Linked DNA regions of Homo sapiens: all the other regions are linked to region 1. The links are chromatin contacts, found by Hi-C or POLR2A ChIA-PET in ENCODE. All regions are on one chromosome and are shown on one strand. The core of a region is the stretch at or near the end of the contact, and the rest is flanking DNA. Distances in the headings are between cores, read along the strand shown. Region 1 has its middle 10 kb from the start of WNT7A. Region 2 holds the start of RBSN (rabenosyn, RAB effector). Region 3 holds the start of RPL32 (ribosomal protein L32).

What was found. A loop is a pair of places that touch in the nucleus more often than their neighbours do. ChIA-PET counts read pairs that join two places held with the same protein, here RNA polymerase II (POLR2A). Pooled maps may share reads with other maps.
Region 2: a map of CD4-positive, alpha-beta T cell shows a loop between it and region 1 (5-fold over the local background). The contact joins the promoter of RBSN here to the enhancer-like site in region 1. A Hi-C loop is called at or near these places in 2 of 168 maps with a recorded cell type or tissue (CD4-positive, alpha-beta T cell and CD8-positive, alpha-beta T cell) and 7 of 50 pooled maps. POLR2A ChIA-PET finds 5 or more read pairs at or near these places in 1 of 52 experiments (PC-9).
Region 3: a map of CD4-positive, alpha-beta T cell shows a loop between it and region 1 (4-fold over the local background). The contact joins the promoter of RPL32 here to the enhancer-like site in region 1. A Hi-C loop is called at or near these places in 1 of 168 maps with a recorded cell type or tissue (CD4-positive, alpha-beta T cell) and 5 of 50 pooled maps. POLR2A ChIA-PET finds 5 or more read pairs at or near these places in 1 of 52 experiments (CD4-positive, alpha-beta memory T cell).

What each region holds. Positions count from the first base shown.
Region 1 is chr3:13,887,945-13,892,919 of GRCh38, forward strand. No RefSeq gene overlaps it. Among named protein-coding and RNA genes, the nearest start is that of WNT7A, 10 kb to the left of the region's middle. Within about 2 kb of position 2,972, at least 7 of the 41 ENCODE cell types and tissues checked have a DNase peak (open chromatin) inside an H3K27ac peak, as active enhancers do; they include CD4-positive, alpha-beta T cell and CD8-positive, alpha-beta T cell, where a contact is called at or near this core.
Region 2 is chr3:15,096,814-15,101,788 of GRCh38, forward strand. It overlaps RBSN (rabenosyn, RAB effector), which reads right to left and starts at 2,335. Exons shown (of 14, transcript NM_022340.4): 1 at 2,222-2,335; 2 at 1,306-1,461. RefSeq lists a silencer at 1,123-1,202 and enhancers at 1,540-2,404, 2,293-2,422.
Region 3 is chr3:12,839,338-12,844,312 of GRCh38, forward strand. RPL32 (ribosomal protein L32) reads right to left here and starts at 2,228. Exons shown (of 4, transcript NM_000994.4): 1 at 2,157-2,228; 2 at 805-905; 3 at 12-193. The coding sequence starts at 900. SNORA7A (small nucleolar RNA, H/ACA box 7A) reads right to left here and starts at 1,113; the gene lies at 975-1,113. RefSeq lists enhancers at 588-1,526, 1,527-2,463, 2,557-2,806.

The DNA of each region.
Region 1 (4,975 bases), core at 1,722-4,221:
ATCTCCATCCCAGCATTCCTAATACCCACTGCTATGCACGAGGTAGGCCTCACCCAGGCCAGTGATTCAGTGTTATCAAGGGGGCAGGAGTTGGGGGCAGAATGGGTAGGACCAGAGCATCCTGACTGGGAGGAGCTGGAACATGGGCCTTGGGGCTGGAAAATTGATGTCTCCCTCCCCCTGCTGCCAAAGTCCTATTGACTCCCTTGCTGAACCATCAATCTGTTTGTGAATCTGGGGGCCAAGATTGTGGAAGAGGCTGCAAAGAGACAATCCATCCTACAGGTGGGGAGACTGAGCCCCATTGCAGGCCCGAGAGGCTCCAAAGGCACATAGCCAGCTAGGGGCAGAGTTGGATATGAAATACTGCTAGGGCACTGGGGCAACACACCCAGCTTTGAGTCTCGGCTCAGCCTCTTGCTGTGTGACCTTAGGAAAATGGTGAACCTCCCTTAGCCTATTTCCGTATCTGTATGGAGATGATGATAATAATAATGCCATCTCATAGGTTACAGCAATCATATATATAACACATTCACATTTCACAGAGCAACTGGCACATAGCATGCACTCAACACATGATAGTTATTTGATGATGATGATTATGGCGATAAAGATGTGTATTGGAATCCAGCCCTCTAGGATCAGAGGAATCTTAAAGATGATCAGGGCCACTGTTTCTCAAACTACTATGTGCATCCAAATTACTTAGGTATGAAACAGATGCCCAGGTCCCCCTCAAGACCTCCCAAGTTGGACTTCCTGGCAGAGGTGGAGGGAAGTCTATCCCATCTCCACTGAGTAGTGGCCAACTGTGCTCAAACCTCTCTCAGGGAGAGCGGCTCACTCATCCCAGGGGAGCCCCTTGCATTTGGATACAATGGTGACTGGGACACTTCTTCCTCATACCAGTGAGAAATCAGCTGATAGAGGTTAGAGGGATCAGAGAAGGGAACAGTGGGTCCCCACTGTTCTGTGGCCCTTGATTTCTCCAGCTCAGAAATGGAGTAAGGCATGCCAGCTCTAAGTCTCTGTCTCTTCAAAAGGGATCTATGGACTCCCAGGTTTCCAGAGAGGAATGCTCAGGGCTCCAAGAATGAGAATTTCAAATGGTCTTTTTTTTTTTTTCATTTTAACATGAATCTAACATCCTCATATTTCAAACTATTAGGATGACCTCATTATAACTGATAACTGTCCTCTAATTAACTTTGCTGTTTGAGTTTGCATTTTTGCTTATGGTCATAAGGTTCCCAGGAAAACCACTTTTGTGATTTGGAGCCCAGGAGAAGAAAGCAGTAATTCACTGAAGCCCCTGCCCTGTGTGAAGAAAGGGTTAGGAGGAGGTGGGCTAGAGGAAAGGGGTTGGGAGGTTTGATTCATCTCATGACAGAGGGTGATAGATGGTGCCAAATTTAATGGGCCCTACATGGTGACAATTGACACCATGATCAGGCTACAAGCTGCCACTTGGCTTCAGCAAAGTAACATTCTCTGGCATATGTCAATTATCATTCATTTAAAAGTTAGATTTTCTGGTGTTTATGTTAGTTTATATTTCATCTGGAACTTGCAGATTTTAATAGCATAAGAGCCTACGCTTAGTTTTATGATAGTACATATCTAAGCAATGGTGTACTAAAAATTAGTTAAACCACCATTGAGTGTGTTTATTGGCCAGGGGGAGTAGTGTACAAGTTTCCCCTTTCAAGGAGCCCACATATCCCTCCAGCTTGAGAAACAAATCCCTGTTGATTTTGAAGGACCTCTGCATTCTCATGGTTTGTGAGCCCATGGATGGATCATCAGGTGGATGGGATTGTTTTAATTGAATTTGAGGTAAAGACCATTGTGAGGCCATTTTATACCAAATACCACCCGGTGAATATGTGTGTGTGTGTGTGTGTGTGTGTGTGTGTGTGTGTGTGTGTGTGTGTGTGTACTTTATGTTCTGCTGGCACCAGAATCCCCTGCAGGAGGGCTTGTTAATGCTCAGAGGGATGCCCACTGCCCAGGTTCACATTCAGTCCATCTGGGACTGAATGAAATGCACCCCAAAATGTGCATTTCTAACAAGTTCCCAGGTGATGCTGATGGCCACCCTTAGAGATCCAGAAGATCATCATCTGTGGGCTGGGAGGCAGGACTCAGGTCCACTGGCCTCTGTCCAGCCTGCTCTGGAATCCTGGGTAAGCCCCTTGTTCTGGGTGAGCCTCTGGACTCCCTACTTCCCATTCCTGCAATAAGAAGCTGGGACAAGTCTAGTGCCTCATCCAGGAGCAAGCATAAGCTCTGACACCTGGTTTGCCATTCGGAGTCTAAAGCCTGGTGTCTTATCAGTGAAGTTTCATGTCCACCCAGGAAGCCCCTGGAGCAGGAGGGCAGTGGCAGTCTTAGCTCCCTGCTTTGGGGAGACAAGCTGCGGAAACAGAAAGGCACACTCCCACTCCAAATCCCATCTCTGGCCCTGTGACCTTGTGCAAGTGACTGGTCTCCAGGGCTTCCCCTCATGTTGTAGGGTCACTGAGAAGTCCCTTCTGGAAAGCACCTGGATCTGGTGGGCCCTCTCAGACTCATCTGTGCGCTCCCAGCCACACTTTGCCTCACCGGCCGCTGGCCATCTGCCCGTGGGCTCCTGGTCACCTCGGGAGGAGAGCACTTATCACCATTCCACCCCCAAGGTCTTCCTCAGGATAATCTCCGGCCCGGGTGATTCATCTCATGGGCTGGGCCCTTCCTCTCGGGCCTGAAATATCTCCCTCCCCTCACCATTCCTGGGTCATGCCTGTGCCCCCAGCCATGTGACTTCCTCTGGGGACTGGCCCTGGGCCCCTGCCCTCCTGCCACCCCTCCACTCTCTAGCTAGCGACCCATTCTGGGCCTGCCATATCAGGCAGGGCTCAGCTGGGAGGGAGGAAGCCCACAGCTTGTTGTGCTGGGGAAAAAGTGCATCCCCACGTCCGGCCCCCACCCTGGCCCAGCCACACCTCTGCCTTTAGTGGGCTGGGCTTCCGGCACACATCCTGGCATGTCCTGGCCTGTTTATCACTTAGTTGCCACCTGGCGCTCTGCCCCTCATGCACACACATTCCCTGGGAGGCTTCTGGGGCTGGAGCAGAGTGGTTGGCCAGTATATCCCCCAGCTTTAGGGAGGCTGCCTTTCTCTGGAGCTAAGGATGGCTTTTTGGAGAAGACAGATCTGATCATATATCCCAGTTTCACTGTGGAATTACTGTGTGACTTTAGGCAAGTGAGTCTGCATCTCTGGGTCTTAGTTTCTCTGATTTTTAAATAGAAAGATAAATACCTTCATCTCCAGTTGTTGTGTGGATTAAATAAGATAATTACAAACAGACTGATGCTTGAACCCTACCTCCAACCACTTAAATCAGAATCTCTGTGGAGCATATAAAAAGCTTTCAGGGAGGTTCTAAGACACAGCCATGGATGGAACCCACTAGTATGGAATAGTTAATGGCTGAAGCTCTGGACTAGACCAACATGGATTTGAATTCTGGATCTGTTACATAATTATGGAGCCTTGATAGATTATTAGCCTCTCAGAGCTTCTGTTTACTTGTGTGTAGGATGGGGATAATAGTAATTACTTCCTAGTACTGTTATGAACATTAAATGAAGTAATAGATACTAGGTACTTTGCACACAGTGACTATTCCCTAAGTAAGTCAGGTGAGGAGAGGACAAGCCCTTCGTTCACCAGTTTACACAAGGCAGCTGGCTCTGTGCCTGGTCCCTCGATGGTACTTCAAATGAATATCTGTAAATGACTAAGTGTAGCTGTTTTCATTATTGTAGACTAAAAAGTAGTGAAAAATCTCAATTATCCTGAAGATAAACTTTTTCTGTCTTGTGACTGACTTTAGAAACTACATCTCCCAGCATCCTTTGCAGCTAGGGGCAGCCATGACTTTGTTCTGTTGAAAGAGATGTAGGTGGAAGCCCCTGGGCTTTCAGTTCCTTGAGTTTCCCCTTCCTCTGGCAGCCATCTTGAGAAGGACGGCCAAATGGAAAACAAGAAGGGACACGATGGCATGGTTGAGCTGCCATAGCAGCCCCGCAGCCTGCCTCTGGGCTTTTTTTTTTTAAGTGACAGAAAAATCTATTATTGTTTAGGCCTCTGGGTTGGGGGATTTTTGTTTCTAGTGGAAGAAAAACAGATGCATTGGGCCTCCTCATTGTCCTACTTTCTGTTCTTAGTCCTCCGTGTCCAAAAAAATCTAGAACCAGTCACCTGAATCACTAATTCCTTCTTTAGATCTCTAGGGCTGGGTTAGAGGCACTACAGGAAACCTGTCCAACCCTTAATCTGACCCCTTGAGGCAGAGTTAGCCCCGAGTCCTGTCCAGGCTCCTCTGGCAGCCCCAGAAAGTTCAAGAAGAGAGAGTGACTCCCTCCTTCCCTAGATGCCAATACCCAAGTCCAAAATCTCACAGCTGCCATGGGTCTCCTGAGCTCTCCCTCTGGAGAGGCAAATATTTGTCAGAATCTTGGCTCTGCACTGATTTGCCATGGGCAATGTGACTTTGAACAAGCCTTAATGTTCCTATCCATAAGGTGGGTCTATGGCAATCAAGAGATAAATCTAAATAAGAAATTCAGAAAGGGACACAGTGGCTCTTGCCTGTAATCCCAACACTTTGGAAGGCCGAGGAGGGCAGATCACTTGAGGCCAGGAGTTCAAGACCAGCCTGGCCAACATGGTGAAACCCCATCTCTACAAAAAAAAAAAAATTAACCGGGTGTGGTGGTGCATGCCTGTAATCCCAGTTACTCAAGAGGCTGTGGCATGAGAATCGCTTGAACCCAGGAGGCAGAGGTTGCAGTGAGCTGAGATCATGCCACTGGCACTCTGGCCTGGGTGACAGACCCAGACTCTGTCTCAAAAAAAAAAAAAAAAAAAAGAAACTAGGAAAGGGAAAAGTCAATGTATGACTAGAGGTGAGCAATGCTAACA
Region 2 (4,975 bases), core at 1,085-3,584, 1.2 Mb after region 1:
CTAGTCAAAAAGAAAAAATCTATTTTATATTTGTAGAGCACTTATCTCTAATGGGCGTACTATATTTTCCTTTTTAAGAGACAGCATCTTGCTCTGTCACCCAGTGAGCTATAATTGCTCACAACAGCCTCGACCTTCTCGGTTCAAGTGATCCTCCTGCCTCAGCCTCCTAAGAAGCTGGGACTACAGGAGTATGCCACCACACCCAGCTAGTTTTTAAATTATTTATAGAGACAGGTTCTTGCTATGTTTCCCAGGCAGGTCTCTAACTCCTGGCCTCAGGCAATCCTCCTGCCTGAGCCCCCCCAAACTGCTGAGATTACAGATGTGAGCCACTGCACCCTGACAGATCTTATAAGCCATTAAGTGACAGTTAAGTAGCAAACCTGATGTTCTCACTGCTTCAAAAATAAAAGGCTGGCCAGGCATGGTGGCTCAAGCCTGTAATCCCAGCACTTTGGGAGGCCAAGGCAGGCGGATCACCTGAGGTCAGGAGTTCGAGACCAGCCTGGCCAATATGGTGAAACCCTATCTCTACTAAAAATACAAAAATTTGCCGGGTGTGGTGGTAGGCGCCTGTAATCCCAGCTAGTGGGGGTACTGAGGCAGGAGAACTGCTTGAACCCAGGAGGCGGAAGTTGCAGTGAGCCGAGATCATGCCATTGCACTCCAGCCTGGGCAACAAGAGCGAAACTCCATCTCAAAAAAGTAAATAAATAAATAAATAAATAAATAAATTGATTTGGGGCCTAAACACTTCAGGGCTTAATAAGTTACATTCTCTTTCTTACTGGCTCATGGCAAAGTCACTTCCAATGTCACCTCATCAAGACACCCAGTCACAAGAGAAATTGAGACAAAACCATTCCACAAAAGCAGAGAAATTTCTCCCCAAGAACCTGGGGATACAAGCCACAGTATATAGTGAGGGGAGATGTGTGACCCTCAGCTTTGGATGGACTGTAGAAGACCACCGAGGAGGGACTGCCTGGTCCTCAAAGCTGAAGGGTGGCAGCAACTCAGAAAATAAACAAATGAGACACCAGGTCCCTATTTTTTCCCTCTAGTTAAGAAACCCAGTGACTTCATAACTTTTCCACTGGAATATAGCAGCCCTAGGTCTGGCCTGTTCCCTCCCCAGCCAGTGGTTCATCTGATGCTGACTCTGACAGCTCCCTTTCTTCCCATGCACTCACCCCTAACGACCACAAATAACACAAAGCCCACCACATCCATGCCACACAACCACCCTTCACGCCTCAGCCCAAACCCAAACCTCACTTCCTCAAAAGAAATGCCTCTTACTCAGAGCATCAGAATGGACTTCTCCTTCACAGCACTCATCTCAATTTATAACCGCAGGTACATACGTGAAGTGACCAAGTAAGACTGTAAAATCTGGGAGGGCACAGACTCTATATGTTTTCCACTTCGCCGTCTCCCCAGGGTTTAGCACAGTACCTGGCACACACAATGAAGCAGCACAATAAAGCTCCATGAATGAACGAAGAAATGAATGAACTCCAAAATCATATAACTAAGCATACACCATAAAGAAATCTAACACAACCACCGAATTGGACCCCACAACCATAACTGAACACATAAGCAAGCCCCTCGCACTCTAAATCACGTAAAAAGTAAAAAAAATAAAAATAAAAAAAATAAATATAGCTACATGTTCTGCAGCCGTACATCCAGCATGAATGTCACCCCGCCACATGCCGCATCGACGACACATCCCACAGCCGCACTCAACCCGGCCTCACGATCGCAACCACAACCCACATAACTAACATGATTATACACACATCGCATGACCACACACAACACGAACGACTCAATCCCGTGAAGCAGACATGACAACGTCACACATCGCACAGACACCACACAAAACACTCCGAACATCTCCACACGAACTCAGAATACAAACGCTTCAGCTTTACACAACCAGAGAATCAAACACAACCGCTCGGGAGACAAGCACCCACCCACTCCACCCACAGCTGCACAACCAAACCCAAGTGTATACGCCCCGCGTAACCGCACAACCACACAGAGCCCAATCATCAAAGGCACACACAAGCGAAACGCACGGCCTGAAAGCCCCATCTCCCACCTCTCACGTCACACCCACCACAACCACACACGGCCCGCCCGTCTCCGTTCTGGAGGAGTCGTGTCCCCGCCCCCCAGACTGGGCCTGACCCTCTGTATGTACCCTGCCGGGCTCCTGCGGGCACCCAGGTTTGTCCCCCCCTTCAGGCCCGGGCTCTGGGCCTCCACCGTCCGTCACTCAGCCGCAGCCGCCATCTCCATCGGTCGCTCGGAACTCGGCAGGTGCGCCTGCGGCGGCGACGAAACCGGAAGACAAGCTGGTAGACGCCTGTCGAGCGCCGAGTCTTCGAGGGCGCGAAAAGGGCGGATACGGATTCGAATAGTGGAGGGCGGGCCGGCGGCTTCTGCGCAGGCGCTTTCCGAACGAGGGAGGGGATGGTGGGGAGCGGAGAGAAAGTGGGGCTCGGTAATTTTGTGCGGTTCTTACGTCCCGAATTCGAACTAATAGCGCGTCAAAGCCAGCCAATGGCTCTGCACCGCCTTGTACAGGTGGGAAAGCTGAGACCAGTAGATCTTTGGCTCTTGACCAAAGTGCACAAAGAATAAGGCAGCCAAGGAATCAAAGTTCCTGAGAGCTAGAGACAGAAAAAATATTCAGGGGACGTGGAGGCGATGGAAAGTCCAAGAATAGAACCACATGAGAGTGGAGACTTGGTATGAGAAGGTGTATCCCGGGGTGTACAGCATGGCCAAGCCTGTGGAAAAGATGGCATTTTCAAAAGGCAGGACGATTGATCAGCCAGGACCTACCCCGTGCCTACGCTGTGCTGGGTACCACGGGGTATAGAGAGGCAAAACCTCATCCCAGTCCCGGAGACCTATTTGCTTTGTGCCCTGCACACGTTCTGGACCTTAGCAATAGCCAGCCTCTAGGAGCAAGAGCTGCAGAGAACGATGGGACGATGGGACGATCCTGGGCCTCCGTTTACATCCCTGCAGTGTTACTGGCCCCCTTTTACAGAAGTAAAATGGGGATGATAATGATAGTCTCCGCTTCACAGTGTTGTGAAGATTGAGGTAATTGCACGGTAGGTAGGTAGGTAGGAGGGTGTCCTGCATATTGGCTTTGCCCATCTCACTTTCCCTGCCTCCAAAAAGTCTTCCCCACCTGGTCTCTGGACAGGAGCACTGAGCCTCCATCACCTTCCATTTAAGGACATGGGGCTCCGGACTTGGAGAGCATTGAGTTTTTGGAAAGCAATCACCAGTGAAAGGGCAGTGAACTAGGGGTCTAGAGATCTGGGTTCTAGCCCTGGCTGTACGTTACTTTGTGGCTTTGAGCAGGTCCTTTCCCCTTTCTTCGCCTGAGTTCTCTCATCTGTACAAAAGAAATTGGCTCCAGTGACTTAGCCTTTTCTCTCAATCTGATGGCCAATTTTTTTTTAACGTTACAACATCTGCAGGAGCGAATAATGACTTCCCTTTGTTTACTGATGGAGACAAGGAAGAGGCTTCCTAACCTGTCAGAAGCAAAGCAACATGCCAAGCTCCCCGTCTCCATCACTAGCTTCTGCCTTAGGTCCCAAAAGCCAGGACTTTGGGAGTAAAACCACCCTTTTGAAAGTCTGAAGCCACCGAGGTCCCAAAACGAGCCACACTTACAGGCAGGACTATGTTTTGGGTAGGGCAATGAACGTTTATTAAACCATCATGATTTTTGCTTGTCATTTTATCATTTACAAAAAACATATTTGGTCGGGCGCGGTGGCTCACGCCTGTAATCCCAGCACTTTGGGAGGCCGAGGTGGGCAGATAACTTGAGGTCAGGAGTTCAAGACCAGCCTGGCCAACATGGTGAAACTCTGTCTCTACCAAACATATAAAACATTAGTCGAGTGTGGTGTCGCTCGCCTGTAATCCCAGCTACTCAGGAGGTTGAGGCAGAAGAATTGCTTGAACCCAGGAGGCAGAGTTTGCAGGGAGCCAAGATTGTCCCACTGCACTCCAGCCTGGGCAACAAAGTGAAACTCCACCTCAAAAAAAAAAAAAAAAAAGAAAGAAAAGAAAAGAAAAAAATATCATATTCATCATTTCATTTGCTCAAAAAAGCAATAGCTATGTGGCCTCAACTTGTAAGTTAATTCTGGAAATCACAGTGGATTGGGCACTGCTCTTGATATTGTTTCTTTTTTTTCTTTTTTCTTTTTTTTTTTTTTTTTTTTTTGAGGCAGAGTCTCACTCTGTCCCCCAGGCTGGAGTGCAGTGGCGTGATCTCAGCTCACTGCAAGCTCCGCCTCCCAGGTTTATGCCATTCTCCTGCCTCAGCCTCCCGAGTAGCTGGGACTACAGGCACCCGCCACCACGCCCGGCTAATTTTTTGTATTTTTAGTAGGGACAGGGTTTCACTGTGTTAGCCAGGATGGTCTCAATCTCCTGACCTCGTGATCCATCCGCCTCGGCCTCCCAAAGTGCTCGGATTACAGGCGTGAGCCACCGCGCCTGGCCGATACTGTTAATGATAATGACAAAGACCTTCCTATATGCTTCACACTTCATCAAAAGTACTTTCTTTAATCCTTTAGGCAACTCTATGACTATTTCCAGTTTGATAATAATAAAAATGACTAATATTTACTGAGGGATTTGCACATGCCAGACACTGTTCTATGTGCTTTCCATATCTTAACTCATTTCATTCTCACACAACCCAATGATGTACAAACTATACAAAATGTAATAATATTCCCATTCTATAGAAGGGAAGCTGAGGCACAGAGAGGTTAGGTGACTTGCCCAGGGTCACCAGCTGGTGAGCCTTGAACCCAGAGTCACCTTGCCTTGAGGCTTTCACAATCCCCACTTTTCCTTCCTCTGTGAAGTGCTGATAGACTTCCTGTACCTCCTCAGCTTCCTCCAG
Region 3 (4,975 bases), core at 978-3,477, 1.0 Mb before region 1:
ACCCAACTCACTTGTTGCACATCAGCAGCACTTCCAGCTCCTTGACGTTGTGGACCAGGAACTTCCGGAAGCCACTGGGCAGCATGTGCTTTGTTTTTTTGTTGCTTCCATAACCAATGTTGGGCATCAAGATCTGGCCCTTGAATCTTCTACGAACCCTGTTGTCAATGCCTCTGGGTTTCCGCCAGTTACGCTGAAGGAAATAATACACAGGTGGGTTAGCGTCTGTGCAGAGTGCGAACTCTTCCTTTTGGGGAGGGAAAAAAAGGACCAAATGAAAAGGAAGTATGCCACACAGTAGTTGCCTTTGGTAACAGGACTTCACTATTTCCTTACTTTTTTGGTGGGAAAAACCAGGAGCTCGTGGCTTTAGCCACTAGGGATGAAGGCACCCCCACCATTGCCACTCCCAAGCAATGGAGGAGGCACCAATGGGATGCGAGGGGACTGTGTAGATACTGAGATGGCAAGCACAGCTGCAGACACTGCTCTCAGCACCTGAGTTTTCTTGTCTATAAAATAGGGATCCTGCTGTCACAAGGCAACCCAAAATACAGGACACAAATGCAAAGCCCTCTGAACACATCAAAACGGCCAAATGTCCCTTTTCATTAAAGTTTCGCTTCACACATCAAGAGACATAAGTACCAGCACTAGGGCACACTGGGGGAGACCTGTATTTCTACAGAAAGCTCTTCCACAAGCCAGTTCATCGGTCAAAGATAATCCTGACTAGGTGATGTCAGAAACTGTTGGAAACTCTTTTCTTCACCCCACACCCATTTCCATCCCAGGACCACATACCTTAATTTTGACATATCGGTCTGACTGGTGCCGGATGAACTTCTTGGTTCTCTTTTTGACGATCTTGGGCTTCACAAGGGGTCTGAGGGCGGCCATGATGCCTTTTGGGGAAGAAGCGGCCCCAGGTGAGGAAGAATCCTGGAAGGAGGCTTTCCTGCCCAGGGACTGAACACTGTCGCAGAGTGTCTTCCAATCGCCAGCTACGGAGCAAGCTGGGAATGGAATGGGTGCCTCTGCCAGGCTTGCTTTCCCTCCCTTTCCGAAGCTGGCAGAATACTAGGCACTCTCCAGATGCGATCCCAGGAGGTCAAGGGTCACCTCACCCACTCAGAGCCCAAAGAATGCCAACAGCTGAGCAAATCAAAACTGACCCCAAGACACTCTCAATTTGCAAGGGGCAGCAAATCCCACCCCACCAGTGTCCGAACCCCCAGATGGTCCTTCCGGTAGTACTGGCCTTGACCATCTACTTGAACCTGAGTCTTTTCCTCACCTGTAAAATGAAGATGACACTGCGCGCTGAATGCCTGCAGTGCCTGTCACAGGGTAAATGTTCAATAAAACCTTCTAATTCCCTAGGGAGCTGCTGCGCTACCACACCCTCAACACACACAAAACCACCATATACCTCTGAAGATGCCTCAAACCTGGAGATCTTCCAGTATCAACTCACACCTTCCTCAGTGTGGTCTTCCGAGCCATTGATTTCCTACAGCAGCACCCCTTCTGCTCTCTTCGCAGCCATCAACTGGCCCAGAGTGGGTACTCAATGAACCACGTATTCAAAACGACTCTGCCTTCTGGCCCATGATATCCTCGAAGGCAAGGTGGGGGCAGTTGCATCTTCATATTCCCAGAGATACTACCAGAATTTCTGCCTGCAGCTGGACCAGCCGACCTACAGCTCGTCTTTCCTTGGCGGTCCCGCAGCAGCAGCCCTCGGGCCAGAGACTGCAGCGGAAGAAGCCGGCCATGGCATGAACGAATACACGTGGGCCGACATTGGTGAGCGCTGGGATCCACAGATCCCAGCTGAAAGCTGTCAAGCTGGGCCACCCCTGGTCGTCCCACGGCCCCCAGGAGACCCCGAAGTCTGGCCTCAACTAGCACCCTCCACCGCCAAGGAACAAACAAGCAGCCCGCAGCTCTGAATACAGGCGGAGGGCAGGAGGCTCTGGGACGCAAAGCCCTATCAACTCGGCGGCTTCGTTCTGTTCCTGTACACGCTCCAGTAAGCTGACAATAACAATACCCACAGACACTACCGCGCTGAAGGGGAGGCCTCCGCACCACTGGGCGACGGGGCCAGATGAATCCCGCAGGAATGCGGATTGCCACGGATTAACACTTACCGAGAAGGAGATGGCTGCCACCTCCGTAGGCAGCGCCGAGGAAGAGAGAAGGGACGGTGGCGCGCAAGGGCTGATGGGTCGTAACCCCTGGGTCCTAGCAGGGAAAAAGGCAAGCACTTCCGGCTCCGGCTCTTTTAAATAAAATAAAGACACGTCAAAAAATAATGCCGCAAAAATTCTGAGTATACATGTTTTAATAGACAATAATAACTAGGAATAGGACTGAGAAATGTATTCTACCTATCCTTGGGACTACGTAGAAATTTGGAATTCTTTCTGAGCTAATAAGACCTGGTGGAGGGAGGAATTTACTTCCGCCAGAAGTCGAAGCCAATCCGCTTTTGGGCTATTTCCGCCCGCGTTTCTTCTACTCCGAAGTGCGCCTCTTAGTGGTCAGAAGAGAACAAGACAGAGACTTCCTAATAATTTCATCACCGAATTTAGACAGTAAATAGTAACGAAAACAGCTAACATGCGATGGAGTTCACTATGCCTACCACAATTCTATAACGTACCCCTATTATTGTCTCCATTTTGCATATGTGGAAGATGAAATTTGGAGACTTGACTCCAAACTCCACGCTTCTAACCACTGGGCGAAACTGCCTAGTTTTTCTTTGTTCATTTTTTAGAAATGGGGTCTCACTCTGTTGCCCAGGCTGGTCTTGAACTCCTGGGCTCAAACGATTCTCTCGCCTCAGCCTCCTGAGTAGCTGGGATTACGGGCACGAGCTACTGCCTAGATGTTTTTTGTTTTGTTTTGTTTTTTGGTTTTTGGTTTTTTTTAGACAGGGCCTCCCTCTGTCACCTAGGCTGGAATGCAAAGGTGCCATCTCACGGCTCACGGCAGCCCCTGCCTCCCAGACTGCCTAGTTTTTAAAGATGCTCTTGATTTGTTTTGCTTAGCTTTTGTATTTAAGATTATTGTGCAAATTGGCTGAGCACTATGGTTCACACCTATAATTCCAATACTTTGGGAGTCTGAGGTGGGAGATTTGCTTGAGCCCAGGAGTTCAAGACCGGCCTAGGCAACATAGTAAGACCCTGTCTCTACAAAAAATAAAATAATTAGCTGGGGCTGGTGGCGCATGCCTGTAGTCCCAGTTACTCGAGAGGCTGAGCTGGGATGATCACGTGAGCCCAGCAGTTCTAGACTGCAGTTAGCTGTGATAATGCCACTGCACTCCAGCCTGAGTGACAGAGCAAGACTCTGTCTCAACAACAACAAACCTATAAAGACAAATAACCCAATTGAAAAATGGGTAAAGAATCCAAATAGACATTTCTCTGTGGCCAATGAACACATGAAATGATCCACATCATTAGCCATCAGGGAAATACAAACTGGAACTGCAGTGAGATACCATTTCACACTCACTAGGACAGAGAAATGGGAATGTCCGTACAGTGCTAGTGCAAATATGAAATGGTGCAGTCACTTTGGAAAAGAATAGCATTTCCTCAAAATGTTAAACATAAAGTTACTGTAAGACCCAGCGACTGGGCGCGGTGGCTCATGCCTGTAATCCCAGCACTTTGGGAAGCTGAGGTGGGCAGATCACCTGTGGTCAGGAGTTCGAGTCCATCCTGGCCAACATGGTGAAACCCCATCTCTACTAAAGTTACAAAAAATTAGCTGGGTGTGGTGGCACATGCCTGTAGTTCCAGCTACTAGGGAGGCTGAGGCACGAGAATCACTTGAACTCAGGAGGTGGAGGTTGCAGTAAGTGGAGATCGCGCCATTGCACTCCAGCCTGGGCAACAAGAGCGAAACTTTGTCTCAAAATAATAATAATACATGAATTGGTGTCCCACAAAATGAAGATACTTTTTTTCTGATAAGAATATACACATAAGATTTATGTCAACTCAGTAATCATTCAGGAGGTTTTACTTCCTGAGATTTTTTTTAATGAAAACATTTTCTCAAGTTAGATTCCTAGGGTGTCTAAGTCAATGCCAAGAAAAGTTTGGAAAGACTTTGAGAGAAGGCCAGCCCAGCATCTTTCTTGTAAGCGGAGGTAGATTTGGTTTCACAGAGGCCTACTGGAAGTGATAAAAGGGAAGAATTCTTTAGGAATCACTTTAGTGTTTACTGTACATGCTAGGGACATAAATTTTTTTTAAAAAAAGGAATCACTGTGGTGTAAAATACTATTAAAATTTCTCTAAAAGTCTAGAGCTGGGCTGGATATGGTGGCTCACACCTGTAATCCCAGCACTCTGGGAGGCCAAGGCAGGAGGATTGCTTGAGGCCAGGCATTCAAGAGCAGCCTGGAAAACAAACCAAGACCTCATTTATATATTAAAAAAAAAATAGCTGGATTTGGTGGCACTCACTTTGCAGTCCCAGTTACTTGGGAGGCAAGGGCAGGAGGATTGCTTGAGGCCAGGCATTCAAGAGCAGCCTGGAAAACAAACCAAGACCTCATTTATATATTAAAAAAAAAAAATAGCTGGATTTGGTGGCACTCACTTTGCAGTCCCAGTTACTTGGGAGGCAAGGGCAGGAGGATTGCTTGAGCCAGGAATTGGAGGCTTCAGTGAGCTATGATGGCACCACTGCACTCTAGCTTGAGTAAATTTCACCTGCTGCAGACCTGCCTGTGTCTATGCGCTCCTAAAGAGCGGGAAGGAAACCATCAGTTTTGTCATCTGAAAGGGGAAAAGAGACGGGCAAACCTGGCCTTCTGCTCACTTCACAGGAATGCCGGAAGAGCCAGCAGAACGGGAAGTGCTTGGATCTTTGGGGGCATGGGCGTTTACGTATCATTCAGCCTTGTGGCCTGAGGAAGCATGTCACCAGAGAAGACAGCTCG